Regions from separate parts of the Homo sapiens genome. Here region 1 is linked to region 2. Evidence: read pairs that join two places in POLR2A ChIA-PET (ENCODE). Cell type or tissue: K562. All regions are shown on one strand. Each heading gives the region's core, and the rest is flanking DNA. Links, peaks and the distances in the headings are about the cores only.

Evidence for each region. Peaks named below come from ENCODE experiments on the same cell type or tissue, not always from the same donor. Only the 100,000 strongest peaks of a DNase experiment are listed, where the experiment ranks them.
Region 1: POLR2A ChIA-PET joins it to region 2 with 5 read pairs; 4 of 35 experiments call an interaction of 5 or more read pairs at or near these places.

What each region holds. Positions count from the first base shown.
Region 1 is chr15:89,210,846-89,218,279 of GRCh38, reverse strand. It overlaps RLBP1 (retinaldehyde binding protein 1), which reads left to right. Exons shown (of 9, transcript NM_000326.5): 5 at 956-1,160; 6 at 3,042-3,220; 7 at 6,379-6,537. Among named protein-coding and RNA genes, the nearest start is that of RLBP1, 7.0 kb to the left of the region's middle. In K562, for the core only: a CTCF peak has its summit at 2,041 (motif pointing left); no DNase peak of the experiment used is centred there; H3K27me3 peaks cover 2,960 bases.
Region 2 is chr15:89,105,617-89,113,050 of GRCh38, reverse strand. The region is part of intron 1 of ABHD2 (abhydrolase domain containing 2, acylglycerol lipase); the gene reads right to left. LOC124903573 reads left to right here and starts at 6,519. Exons shown (of 7, transcript XM_047433432.1): 1 at 6,519-6,611. The coding sequence starts at 6,519. RefSeq lists enhancers at 61-190, 1,264-1,802. In K562, for the core only: no CTCF peak of the experiment used is centred there; a DNase peak (open chromatin) is centred at 3,587.

The DNA.
Region 1 (7,434 bases), core at 243-5,242, 110 kb before region 2:
GCCCCGGGGAACAAGGATCCAACTGCTGCCCCTGCTAGACAGGCAAGAGACTTGAGTTCCAGAACCAGACCTACTTTCAGCTTGCTGTGTGACCTTAGGCAGATTGCTTTCCATCTCTGGGTCTTGCCTTCTGTATCTATGAAAGACGGTTGGTGGACTAGCTCAGAGGTGATCAGATTGTGCTCTGTGGAGGCTGACAGAGCTGTCTTAGGGCTGCTGGGGAGGATGAGAAGTGGCTGAGCTGAGCCTGGGCACCCAGCTTCCATCTCTGCTTCCTTGGGCATCTCAAGGGAAAGGTGCTATTAGCTCCTTCACACTTTACTCCCCCTCCTTTCCCTTCCCTCCTCATGCTGTCCAAGGAGAGAGCTGCCTGAGGCGCACGGAGGAGTTCTCCTGACCCAGCAGAGGGGAGGAATGTGAGGCTCTGGGCAGGAGGCAGGCTGCCATCTGCCAGAGAGCCGTGTTTTTGAAAAAATCAGAATCAAGCCTGGGAGGCAGCAGAGTGAAATGATGGAAAGAGGAGTCCCAGCTCCACTCCTTTCTCTCTGGGTGACCTTGAGCAAGAATATCTTCACCTTTATGAGCCTCAGTCTGCTCATCTGAGAGCTGGGGATAAGAACACCTACCATGATGGTCTGTGGCAAAGATTAAAAAACACAGTGCATTTAAAGGACTTAGCAGGTTGCTAGGCAAAGGCTCAGTGAGTGTAGGCAGTCATTTTTAGAAACTTTTAGACTGTTGGCCATATTCTGCAAATATGCGAATTCTCTCCACACACAACAGTCTCAGGTGTTGCCAGTGCAGATGCTGCCCCTGGGGCAGAAAAGCAAAGCTGCGGCTGCAGACCCCTGGGCCCCCTTGGCTGGTCTAGCTCTGGCAGGAGACTCATCACCTGTGTGTCCTGCCCCTCACCCGCACCTAAGTTTAACTTCATGCACACCCCACCCTGTTCTAGGCCAAGGATGAGCTGAACGAGAGAGAGGAGACCCGGGAGGAGGCAGTGCGAGAGCTGCAGGAGATGGTGCAGGCGCAGGCGGCCTCGGGGGAGGAGCTGGCGGTGGCCGTGGCGGAGAGGGTGCAAGAGAAGGACAGCGGCTTCTTCCTGCGCTTCATCCGCGCACGGAAGTTCAACGTGGGCCGTGCCTATGAGCTGCTCAGAGGTGAGGCCAGTGCTTGGAGGGACGGCCCTGGGAAGACGGGAGGCCATGAGGATGCTATCCGCTCTCATCCTGGCACTGAACAGGCCTGCTTCCATACTGTGGGCAAGTCAGTTTCTCTGAGCCTCCACATCCTTACCTGTAAAATGGGTCAGCTCTGATAATGAGCGAACGAATGAATGAATGAAGTGTGTCAGGAGCAGATTTCTGGAGGTCTGAGTCCTCTCAACTCTCTCCCAGTCTTGGGATTCAATGAGTAAAACTTGGGTACCCCATTTGGGTGACGAGGGGAGGAATTTCCCCTCCAGACCCCCACCATGAGAACCTAAGCTTTGGCTCTGGAATGCTGCAGGAAGGTGGATAGTGCCTCTCTCAGGGCAGTTACCTAAGCCTCATGTGCAGTGGAACTGAAGATGGTGTCAGACCTGGGAATGAACCCCGGGGACAGAACCGCTCTGGCACTGCTGGCTGGATGAAGACAGGATGCCTCAAGAAATCATCGGCCGGTTGCGGTGGCTCACGCCTGTAATCCCAGCACTTTGCGAGGCCAAGGCGGGCAGATCATCTGAAGTCGGGGGTTTGAGACCAGCCTGACCAACGTGGAGAAACCCCATCTCTACTAAAAATACAAAACTAGCCGGGCGTGGTGGCGCATGCCTGTAATCTCAGCTACTGGGGAGGCTGAAGCAGGAGAATCGCTTGAACGCAGGAGGCAGAGGTTGCGGTGAGCTGAGATCGTGCCATTGCACTCCAGCCTGGGCAACAAGAGCAAAACTCTATCTCAAAAAAGAAAGAAAGAAAAAAAAAAAGGGGGTGGTTCCCTCAAGAAATCGAATCTTGGGCACTGGTGGACGGAAATGGGGTCTGAGTGGGCCCTCTGCAGGCTAATGATTTTCCTTTTCCTACTTCTTCCTTCTCCAAATGGTAATTCAGGGCCATGCTGTGCCAAGAACTGTTTTAGGCCAAGGGATGCAGTGGAGACAAAACAGACAAGTTCCCTGCCCTGGTGGAACTCATATTCTAATGGTGGAAACAATACATCCAATAAATAAAGTAAAATTATATAGGGTTAAATAATGGTAAGGAATAAGGAAAGAAATTAAGGAGGTGGATATAAAGTCTTGAGGGGCTGAAGTTTTAGATAAAGTGGCCAGGGAAGTCCCAGTGCAAAGGGAATTTTGAAGAAAAACCCGAAGGAAATGAGATATCTGTGGGGAAGAGCAGCCAGGGCAGAGGCAACAGCAAAGACAAAGGCCAGGGGTTGGGAGGTGCCCAGAGTGTTCCAGAGCAGTGAGCAAGTTGATGTGGCAGTCTCTTGGCAGAGGTGCCCAGGTCCTCTAGGGGCTCAAATTTGGTGGTGCAGGCCACAGAGGTGGGGAACTGCTCAGGATGGGTAAGGATGGTGTTTGTGGACCGTAGAGGTGCTGCTGGAATCAGGAGCTCTGTGTCCTGCTTGGGGTTTGGATTTTACTTGGGAGCTTCTCCTCAGCCCTGTGCACACCTCACCACTCAGCTTATCCTGTGCCCAGCTGAAAAATCTGTGTCTTGTCCCCATGGGGAAGAAAATAACAAGTAATGATTATCCTCATATTTAAGACTATGCCTCATGTTTGCCCAAGCTTATGATGATGTTTACACCTTGAATCTCATTTGATTGCCACAACAATTTGGTGAGATAGGCCACTATCTAGACTATCTAGAATAGATAGGTCAATATCGAGATCCCATTTTTTGGAGAGGAAACATGGGGCTCGGATAGGTTGAGTAGCCAGCTCGGTCACACATAGGACCTGGCAGGAGGTCAGGTCTCTGAGTCCCACTAGGAGGGATGGGGTAGGGATGGGATGGCTCCCTGAGGGGGTTCCTCTGCTCTCCTTCCTCCAGGCTATGTGAATTTCCGGCTGCAGTACCCTGAGCTCTTTGACAGCCTGTCCCCAGAGGCTGTCCGCTGCACCATTGAAGCTGGCTACCCTGGTGTCCTCTCTAGTCGGGACAAGTATGGCCGAGTGGTCATGCTCTTCAACATTGAGAACTGGCAAAGTCAAGAAATCACCTTTGATGAGGTTAGTGGGGGCTCGCCTGGCTCCCACCCTGTGGGCTGGGTTCCCTCCCTCAACCCTGGCCTCTACTGGGCCCTCATTCCTGGTTCTCCAGGAGGCAAGGTCTGTAGAGGGGGAAAGGTGGGCAGCCACCTGCCACCTAGCCCTTTCCAGGCAGGGAGAGAATTCCTAGGATGTGCCAGGGCAGCTGGAAAACCCAGTAGCTTTGCAGGTGGAGCTTGATGGTCAATAATACATGGCTCTTCCTGGGTATCCCTGCCAAGTGCCAAGTGGGGGTAACAGCTGTGTGCCATGAGCTGGGGGCTGCCCTGCCACATGCTAAATGCTGAGAGCAACAGAGAGAACAGGGATTAGTGGACTATAGGCTGGAAGAGATTCTGGAAAGCACAGGTTCCAATCTATTTAGGAGCCCGAGTTCTTTGTGCTCGCAAAATTGTGTACGCAATTTTGCTTGTCTGAGCCGTTAAGGGGGCTGCCCCAAGTTGGGGAATTAGGGTTTGTCTTGGGAGAACTTTGGCATGCGCCACTGAGCCTGAAAAAGATTCCTTTAATTTAAAAAAAAAACTGCTACAAACTTATTTTATTTTATTTATTTATTTTTGAGATGGAGTCTCGCTCTGGTCACCCAGGCTGGAGTGCAGTGGCATGATCTTAGCTCACTGCAACCTCCGCCTCCTGGGTTCGAGCGATCCTCAAGCCTCAGCCTTCCAAGTAGCTGGGATTACAGACGCACGCCACCATGCCCAGCTAATGTTTGTATTTTTAGTAGAGACGGGGTTTCACCATGTTGGCCAGGCTGGTCTCAAACTCCTGAGCTCAAGTGATCCGCCCACCTCGGCCTCCCAAAGTGCTGGGATTACAGGCATAAGACACCGCACCTGGCCCAAACTAATTTTAGATAATGCTATCTAGTTGTGCCAACACAATTTATTAAAAAGTCCATCTTTTTTCAATGACTTGAAATGCCATCTTTATCATGTTTTATATTTTCGTATGTGCTTGGTCTATTTCTGGACTTTCTATTCTGTTCCATTGGTCTCTTTATCTATTCATACTCCAATATCATACTGTTTCGATGATAGAGATTTTGTGGCATGTTTAATCTGTTAGGGCTAGTTTTGTCCTTAGTGATCTGCTTTTTGGGGGGCTTTTCTAGCTACTTTTGCATGTTTATTTCCCCCTATGATCTTCAGAATTAATTTGTCTAGCTTTAGGAGAAATATTAGGAGTATGTTTTGGGGATAATATTAAACATAAATAACAAGCTTGGGGAGAGCTGGCTTCTTTCAGAATGTCACATTCCTGGCCAGTTGTCCTATCCACAAATGTGAGATGCCTTCTGTTTTCTTCAAGCCTACTTTTGAGTTTTCAGGAGTGTTTTAAAGATTTCTTCATAAGCTATGACTGTGCTACTGCACTTCATCTGGGGGGACAGAGAGAGACTCTGCTTCTGAAAAATAAAAAGGTTTTAAAAATTTTTTCCTCACAACGTTGTGCACATTTTTCATTAAATTTGTCTTAGGTATTAATTTTGTTGTCATTGCTAAAAATGGGGCTCTTTCTTCCATTATATCTTCTAGTTGGTTATTGTTTGTATAAATGAAGGTTATTGTTTTTGTTTTTTAATTGTATATCCCCCTATTTTACTGAACTCTTTTAAAATTTATGTTAGTTTTATAATGGATTCTCTGGGGTTTTCTAAGTATACTATAATACTATCTGTAAGTAGAGGAGATAGTTTTTCTTCTCCCTTTCCACTTCTTATGCCCCTGATTTTTTTTTTTTTAACAAATTGATTGCATTGGTTAGTACTTTCAATATAGAATTAAATGGTGGCAGAGATGGTGAAGTCTTTATCTAATTCCTGATCTTAGTAAGGATGCCTCTAGGGTTTTCCCATCAAATAAGACACTGGCTGTAGGACTGAAATGCACACCTGCCTATCTGTGTGTATTAAGGAAGAGACTTAAATATATGTTTTTTCTTATTACGTAAGTGATATCTACTCATTTTAGAAAATACAAAAAATTGGCTGGGCGCAGTGGCTCATGCCTGTAATCCCAGCACTTTGGGAGGCCAAGGTGGGTGGATTGCCTGAAGTCAGGAGTTCGAGTCCAGCCTGGCCAACATGGTGAAACCCTGTCTGTCTCTACTAAAAATACAAAAATTAGCCAGGCATGGTGGCAGGCACCTGTAATCCCAGCTACTTGGGAGACTGAGGCAGGGGAATCGCTTGAACCTGTGAGGCAGAGGTTGCAGTGAGCCAAGATCGCACCACTGCACTCCAGCCTGGGTGACAGAGCAAGACTCCATCTCAAAAAAAAAATTACAGACAAATTTAAAATCATTTGCAATTCTACTACCTAGAGAGCTCTACTATTGACATCCTTCCAATCTTTTCATACATGTATGCACGCACATACACACACACACACACGCGCACACACACACACATTTTTCTTTTTTTTTTTTTTTTTGAGACACAGTTTTGCTCTTGTCGCCTAGGTTGGAGAGCAGTGGCGTGATCTCGGCTCACTGCAACCTCTGCCTCTCAAGTTCAAGTGATTCTCCTGCCTCAGCCTCCCAAAGTAGCTGGGATTACAGGTGCCTGCCACCATGCTCAGCTGATTTTTTTGTATTTTTAGTTGAGATGGGGTTTCACCATGTTGGCCAGGCTGGTCTTGAATTCTTGACCTCAGGTGATCCACCTGCCTCGGCCTCCCAAAGTGCTGGGATTATAGGCGTGAGCCACCGCACCCAGCCCACACATTTTTCTTACAATAATGGGATTATATTCTACAATAATATATCATGCACATTTTCCTGTATTATTAGTCTTCTGTATTGTTTTTAATTGTTCCAGAGTATTCCATGGCATAAATGTACCATAATTTCACCAGTTCCCATTGTTGGACATTTAGGTTGTCTCCAATGTTCCCACTATTGCAAGAGTACTGGGATAAACCTTCTGGCCTCTAAGCATGGATGTGACATTTGAACTTGTTTTCTTGGTATACATTCACAGAAGTGGAATGTCCGAGATCAAAGCCTGCAGCAAATTACCCCAGTGAAGAATGTACCAATTAGCTCTCCCCTCAGGACCTCAAGCCTTAATTATTGTTGCGGGTTAGATCTTACAGCCTGTTCTCTCTGTGCCCAAGATCTTGCAGGCATATTGCTTCATCCTGGAGAAGCTGCTGGAGAATGAGGAAACTCAAATCAATGGCTTCTGCATCATTGAGAACTTCAAGGGCTTTACCATGCAGCAGGCTGCTAGTCTCCGGACTTCAGATCTCAGGAAGATGGTGGACATGCTCCAGGTGAGGCTTAGAGTTCTGTCGCACGGCAGCCTCCCACAGCTGGGGAGGCTGAGAGGCTGGGCCTCCTTTCATGGTGCTTGCAGGGAACTGAGAAGTTGGACCACCTCGCGCCATAAAGAGCAGTGACAGCCACAGTCCCAACCATAAGCACCTGCATAGTGATTGACAGTTTGCCAAGTATTCCCTTTCATTCTTCCATCGACTCCTTGAGAGCATTCTCTCCCTCCTTCCCTGCTTCATTTTTCAAACCTGGAAACGAAGGCTCAGAGATTTAAGAGACATCTCGAGGTCACACAGCAATAAAGCGGCAGAGGCCAGACTTGAACCTGCATCTTCTGACCTGGAATCCCATGTTGTCTGTCCACATATGTCGCACTGCCTCTCTTTGAATGTGGATTCACCCCGAGAAAGGGATTATCACTAACCCTCTGATAACTCACTCCTATATGTGCTGACATGTCAGGAGTCCTTTCTTAGAGCCATCTTAGATCTGCTCTGTGTATTGGGAAAGGAGGGGTGGGAGGTGGAGGTTGTGGGAGGGGCTGATGGACAATGAGGGATGATAATACTGTTCCTGTCGTTTGTAATAGTTTGCAGTCCCTTCGGCAGGCAAGTGGGTTTGAAAAAACTCACCAAAAGGTCAAGCAAGGCTACTTTCATTTCTTTTCCTAATTCCCAGTTTAATTTGCATCAGCAGGGAGAGGGTTGGGTCTTATGAATCTTGGGGCTTCCTCCGTGCAGTCTGGGCCACAGTGAGCCAGGGATCCCTAGTTGCTGGCCTGGAAATAGGACCTTCAGTGGGCCCTTCTCCAGGGCAGCCCTGTGATGCTGGACAAGTCTGTTCTATGCCATGAGGAGAGGCAGCAGGGAATGAGTGGGAGCCTCTGAGGTCACTGG
Region 2 (7,434 bases), core at 1,477-6,476:
GCAAAAGAGAGAACATGGGGGAAACAGCCCAATGTTTATGCAGCACTATCTACGTGCTAAGCTCTGCTCTTCAAACTTGACATATGGTAGCTCATTTAATCCTTCCTGTACCCTATGAGGTAGATGCTATTATTACCCCATTTTATAGACAAGGTAACTGAGACATAGAAAGTTTAAGTTACTTTCCCAGTGTCATACAGCTGGTGGGTAGAAAAGCCAGCTTTCATATCTGGCCCAAGAGATCCTCCTCTTAATCACCATGCTGTGCTACTTGAAGGCAGGTAAGTGAGAAAGAAAGAGAGGCAAGCAAGAAAATGGATGGTGCAGGAGACACACACAAGACACCAGAGGCTTGCCCAAAGTCAGACAGCTGTAAACAGCAGAGCTGGGATTCAAGCCCAATTTCTTTTTTCTGATTCTACCACACCAAAATGACCTCAGAAGAAAAACAAAGCCCATTGAAGGAAAGAATCAATTAACCTTCAGAACAGTCTTGCCCAGCTTCCAATTATTATCTGTCCCTATTCTGAGACAAATTAGTCATAGAGGACCAGGCTGTGGTGAGGTGGGGCCGGAAGAGCAAAGTCTTCAGCCACATCACAGGCCACCTGACCCCACAGGCTTGGCTGCCAAATGAAAAACAGGGCATGGACCAGATCAAAGATCCTAAACTGGCAGCCCATGGGGCAGGCAGTGTTGCATTCAGCTGGCATTTAAAAAAAATTAATTTATTCATTGCCATATTATTAACACCAGGAGATTTCAGATAAAAATCTAGATTTCTGGTTTCTCTTGGAAACAAAATCAGAAGATTTGGCAACACAGGGCCAGCATTCTCACACGGCAACAATGGACAGAGCTGAGCAGGGCTGCCCCGCTTCAGACCCAGCAAGCTCTCTCCAGGTGGCCACAGTCCCCACCACTCCCTATTAGTGGTGACCTCAACACTGATCCCTGGCCCGCTTTAATAATGTATGGTACCTGAATGGTCCCCGTAAGCATCTGAATATGCAACCTTTGGAGAAAAGCATCTAAGGTCCCTTCTAGCCCTGAAAAGGTCTGTGTTGACTGAATATTTGAAAAATATACAATCAATATATATATATATAAATAAAAAATCCCTAGAAAAAATGATGGAAAGGCAGAGTGGCAATGCTGATAGGATAACAAGATGTAGTGCCTTTTATTTATTGATATTTTCATTGAGGTTTATTTATACCTTAACTCTTTCCACAAACTATTTGAGACAGCTTCAAGAAAACACCCTTACTGAATCTATATGCATAGGGAAAGATATGGAAATGTATAAGACTGGTGAATGCTTTCTGGCTTCCCTTAGCTAGGTGAGTCCATGTAACTAAATTCTGGTCAGCTCTGGAGGGGTAGATCTAATTTTTGGGAAAGCTCCTTAGAGGGCAGGGAGTTCACCCTTTGTCTGCCCTTTTCCCTTCTTGCATCCCTGGAATGCAGAAAACATGGCTGCAACTCTAACAGCCCTCTTGGGCCATGAAGTGACCTTGAAGTCTCTCTAGGAGCCCCATTAAGATGACAGCAGGGCAGAGAGACAGAAATCTGAATTCTTGACAACTTAATGGAGCCACCATATCAGATCTAGACTGCCTATCTCAGGACTTCTTTTACATGAGAGAATGAGCAGTTGAAGCCACTGTGACTTCTAGACTGTTTTACTTGGCAATTTCTAAAGATATAGAAGGAAAATTATATATTCAAATCTTTATGAATGCTAAAATCACTGCGTTATAAGAGTATTGGCGACTTCTTTTTTTCTATTTCCCAAAATTCATAATGACTACAAACATTTTTATTATTAGAACAAAGCTTTAAAATAGCAACTAAGAAAATCTAAGGAGAAATTTTAAAACACTGGAAAGGAAAATATGTATGTCAACATACACAACAATTATATATGTGATAAAGCTTTAATGCATGTGATTATGCTTTAATTAATTTATCTGAGCTTTCTGACTGTCAGGGGGAAAAGGGAAACCCAGTCAGACCTATGGTTTCCAAAATGGAAAGAGAGCTAACATATATTGTGCTCTTACGCCCAGTGGCATAAGAGAAACTCTGTGGAAACAGGGCTTATCTGGCACAGAATTATTTAAAAAAAATGTGGGACTTTATGTAAGGGGACCTTGAGTGATGTGACAGACAATGTCCTCCCACAACTTTTTTTAAATAGCAAATGCAGTAGAGAATTAATTTCCTCAACCCTCAAAAAATGCCAAGGTTTTAAAATTCAATTCAATTCAGGGAAGGCAATTCTATGAGAGATTTATAATTATTGTGGTCCAACTACACAGCCTCGATCCAAGGTTTCAACCTGAAGTCCTGAGGTACAGGTCAGTTCTGCATGTCCCTGGGGGTACTCCCTGGAGTTTCAGCAGGCTTAATTAAGTACCTGACTACCTCCTGTGCACCTAGCACTGTGAAGGTTGGCAGTTAAGTAAATTCTCATTTTAACCAGGGAGAAAAGAAATTTATGTTAAGGCTATCTGTACTTTAGAAGCTTAGATAAAAATCAGTCCAGAAAAAAAAAAATTAAGCAAGGAAGTCCTCATGGAGCAGCTAGATCTAGAACCCAGCCTTAGCGAATGAAGTACAGTTGTTCCTCCTTAACTGCAGGTTCAACCAATCAGATGAAAATTTTTGAAAAAAAAGACAATAAGGCCGGGTGCAGGGGACTCACGCCTGTAATCCTAGCACTTTGCAGGCCGAGGCGGGCGGATCACTTGAGACCAGGAGTTCAAGATGAGCCTGGCCAATATGGGGAGACCCCATCTCTACCAAAAATACAAAAAAATTAGCCAGGTATGGTGGCACGTGCCTGTAATCCCAGGCTGAGGCAGGAGAATCACTTGAACCTGAGAGGTGGAGGTTGCCACACTACCACACTCCAGCCTGGGCAACAGAGTGAGAGTCCGTCTTAAAAAATAAAAAAAAAGAAAATAAGAGAAAAGATAGTATAAAAAGAAAAATTTAAATAAAAGCAATACAGTATTTAAATTATTTACATCATTTACTTTGTAATAGGTATTATAAGTAATCTAGAGATGATTTAATGTATATAGGAGGATATGCATAGGTTATATGCAAATACTATGTCATTTTATATCAGACTTGATCATCTGTGGGTTTGGTATCTGCAGGGGAACTGGAACTATTTCCCCAAGGATATACAGGAACGACTGTATAAAATGTAGAAGCATGTGTAAGTATGAGTGTGTGCATGTACGTGCATATACATAGGTATTAAATGAGGAGATAAGTAATTTTAGAAGAAAAATTTTCACATTCACTTTATCTTGCTGCATTTTGTTTTATGGTATTCTTTTTTCCCCAAGTCTGACTTGTCACTATATATTAATATTCTGAACTTGTTCTAGATACAGCAAACTCTGATTCCATTGTATTATTTTGTGTGGCCCTCCCCACTTTCCAGACAGGTGAAATCCAGTTAAAATGAACATCAGGCAGCCTAGATAGGGAAAAGAAGTCACAGAGAACAGCTGGAGGGCTGGGTATGTCGCAGATGGAAAGGAAGCGTCTCCCTACCCCCACCCCAAACCCAGCTCCACCTTCATGATGGGCTGGGCTTCCTGTGTCCCTGTGGCAATCCCTTCTCTGTCGGCTAGCCCACACCTTCCCTGCCATTTTATGAATGGGATTTAGGTGCTGTAAATGGTAGTCAGAATTCCATTTATAGTCCGCATTAACAAAGGAAACCAAGGTGCTACCAAATGCCCAACATCTAGTCACCAAAGGAGCTCCCAGTGTTGCCCCTGGTCTCTAAGACAAGCTTGACTGGTATTTCCACCAGAGGTGAAGGCCTGAGCTGTGTCTCCCATGCCTCTTTCTGCTCTCCCCTGGCTAAAAGCATTATTTTCAGATGGAGGCACAGATAGAGTGAGAAACTGCCACTGCACTGGGAAAAGCTCCAGTCTGGGGGCTCTGAGACCTGGGTCCTAGTGTCTGCTCTGCCCTTTCCTGGCTGATGACCTTGAATCAAGGCACTTAATCTTTTTGGGCCCTAAAGGCCCCATCTGTAAAATGAGAAGGTTAGATTAGAAGTAGATGATGCCAAAGGTCTCTTTCAGCTAGAAATGTCTGAGATTCTAGGGACAGAATTGCGGTCCTCGGCTAAAGAGCACAGGAAAAAACTATCGCTGTACTTTGTAACAGAAAACGGCCATTTTCCAGCCTACTTCATAGATGATTACACAGTAAAATTCTTAAGAACTAACAACCCTCAGGGCCTTTGTTCTTTCTTCAAATAAATTAAACAGTTATATATTTTCTTTCAGCTGTGCCAATAATTTCATCATATTCATTCCACCTGCATGGGATCGTGATGCTTTCAGCCTTGGAACACCAATATTCACTGACAGGACACAACTTACAGTGCGGAAAGCACGAACAAACAGAGCAGAGAGATCCCAAACAAAGGAAACCCATTACCTGGTGTAGCAAGTTGAATAGGGACCCTCCCCACAAAATTCATGTCCATCTGAAACCAGTGAATGTGACGGTATTTGGAATTGGGTCTTTGCAAATGTAATCAAGTTAAGATGGGGTCGTACTCGTTGGAGGGAGTCCTAACCCCATGACTGGTGTCCTTGGAAGAAGTGAAATCTGGATACAAAGACACAGATACAGAGGGGAGGAGGCCACGTGAAGATGGAAGTGGAGACTGGAGCCACGTATCTACAGCAAGCAATGCCAAGGATGGCTGGCAACCATCAGAAGAGGAGACAAGCAGGGAACAGTCTTGCCTTCAGAGCCTAAGGAAGGAGCCAACCTTGTAAAACCTGTTTTCAAACTTCTAGCTTCTAGAATGGTGAGAGAATATGCCCAAATTACCTCTCATGACTCAGGAGTTCCACGCTCCTGTCCTTAGTGGCTGAAGGGACCGTTTGCCACTTCCTTCTGAAAGGACCCTTGTTACTCAGACACGCTCCCATCAATTCAGATGACAGCTAACTGACATGAACACCCACAGATGACTTCTTAACATAATACAAATTGCATTCTGTGAATAAATACTTATTGGCTTGGCTTCTTTGCCTCTGTGATTCAGCTATCAGAACCATCCTTTCCTTTCCTCTTAGCTATCAGCAAAGTGAGAGAGCTCAGAGGACACAGACAGCTGGGGGAGGGGGAGATCTCTCTTCCTTGCAACCCTCAAGGACCTAGCACAACAAGCTTTGATACTTATGGGTCCTAAGGCAAATACCTCTCAAGGAAAACCAAACCAAACCCCTAAAGGATTTCTCTGTTCCAATTCCATCTGGTTGAAGATGTAAATTTCATTTAGGGTCCAGTCCTGCAGTGACACAGCCAGTGCCAAATCCAGCCACAGTGTTTGTCCTGGGGCAAGTTCCTTAATCCCTCTGAACACCATCTGTAAACTGAACATGTTAATACATAAAGAGCATTTTAAAACAATGCCGGCATACAATACTACCGTATTTTTAATATTTTGGGGTACTACCGCAAAATATTCGCTATTACCATCTCCACTATTAAACTTTCCTCCATTTTGCCTCAGTAAACAACCTAAGTTGACAGATAGAAACGACCACAAAACATACTCCTTCCTAACTGACACACAAGTCTCATTAGCAATGAACTCACTAGCTGATTAACTGCTTGGGCCTCCTCCAATGAGTTTAAAATTAATTCCAGGACATACTCTTCTTGATTCTTCTAAAATGGAACCATATCTTCTAAAATGGAACCATGTTAGACTTAATAAATCACTGGATACTAAGTGGTGATCATCATGTCCCATAAACAGTTCCAAGATGCATTGTTCTTGTTTTCTGTGCTAAAATGCATCCTTGGCAGTGCACAGCTGGAACCCCTGCTCCTGACACCACCCCTCTCCTGCTGAGGGGCTTCTCCTGCCCATGGAAAGACTACCCATTCTTCCCTGCAGGTAAAAATCCCCTCTTGCCTAGCCTGGATCTCCCAGCAAACTGTAATGCCCTGAGATAAAACTTTGTCCCCCAAAGTACCCTGTGAGGATGTCAGGAGAAGGACAGCAGAAGGCCACAGCACACCACCCCAAAAACATGGTCTGTTTCCATCCCATGTCATTCTGATTTTTCAGCCTCTTTGGTGGCAGCTTAGATAAAAGTACAACCCCATCTTAACTTGATTACATCTGCAAAGACCCAATTTCCAAATAAGGTCACATTCACTGGTTTCAGATGGGACATAAATTTTGGAGGGTCACTATTGAACTTGCTACACCAGATAAAAGTGGTCAACCTTAAATGTGGGCAACATGACACCCTTGGAGAGAAAGTAAGGAGGAAATGGGCCACCTTCTCCCCACTTTATCTGCCATTTAACTAAATTAGTCAGAGCCATCATAGGGGGAAAAAAACCATTCTGCAGGGACGAAAACAAGCCCAGATGATTTTGGGGAGAAGGCCTAGCCATCCCCGTCTGAGTTGTGCCTTTGTGTCCTCTGAGTCTTTCACTGCCATGGGATGGGAGAGCCTCAGAACATAGCCAGGAGGCTTCGGGAACTGCACAGCCCTGGCGACCCGGCCCTGTTCTCACTCTCGGTAAGGTCTAATGAGGTGAGTGAGCACCTTAGCCAGCAGCTCACAGACCCACCTTTTAGCAAATCGGTGTTGGTCTAGGACCACGTGTCCTCCCACAGAGGGTTCTGTGGAATGGAGTCATCACGGTGCTCAAATACTCTGGGTTTGTTTGTTTTTGAGATGGAGTTTCGCTCTTGTCGCCCAAGCTGCAGTGCAATGGCACAATCTCAGGTCACTGCAACCTCTGCCTCCTGGGTTCAAGCCTCTGGCGTAGCTGGGATTACAGGTGGGTGCCACCATGCCCCACTAATTTATTGCATTTTTAGTAAAAACGGGGTTTCACCATGTTAGCCAGGCTGGTCTCGAACTCCTGACCTCAGGTGATCCACCTGCCTCGGCCTCCCAAAGTGCTGGAATTACAGGCGTGAGCTACTGCACCTGGCCAATACTCTGGGTTTTAAAAGACCACCTCTCGGCTGGGCACAGTGGCTTACATCTATAATCCTGGCCATTTGGGAGGCCAAGGAGGGTGGATTGCTTGAGCCCAGGAGTTCAAGACTAGCCTGTGTGACATGGAGAAACTCCGTCTCTATTGTTTAAAAGAAAAAAAAAAAAGACCTCCTCTCACCACCACCACCACCTCAAGCCAGAAGGGATGGGAAAGCCCTGGAAACAATAGGGCCAATCCTGTTTTCCAGAGATGCTGAGAAACACTGATTTTTGAACATTAACTAACTCAAGCCAGGGACTGCCCTGAAAGGGCGGGAGTGGGTTACCATAACAAGGAAGGATAAAGCCCTTGGTTGATCCAGTCCATCTCTTACAAACCAGGTCCTACAAGGTGAAGGGATCATCAAGT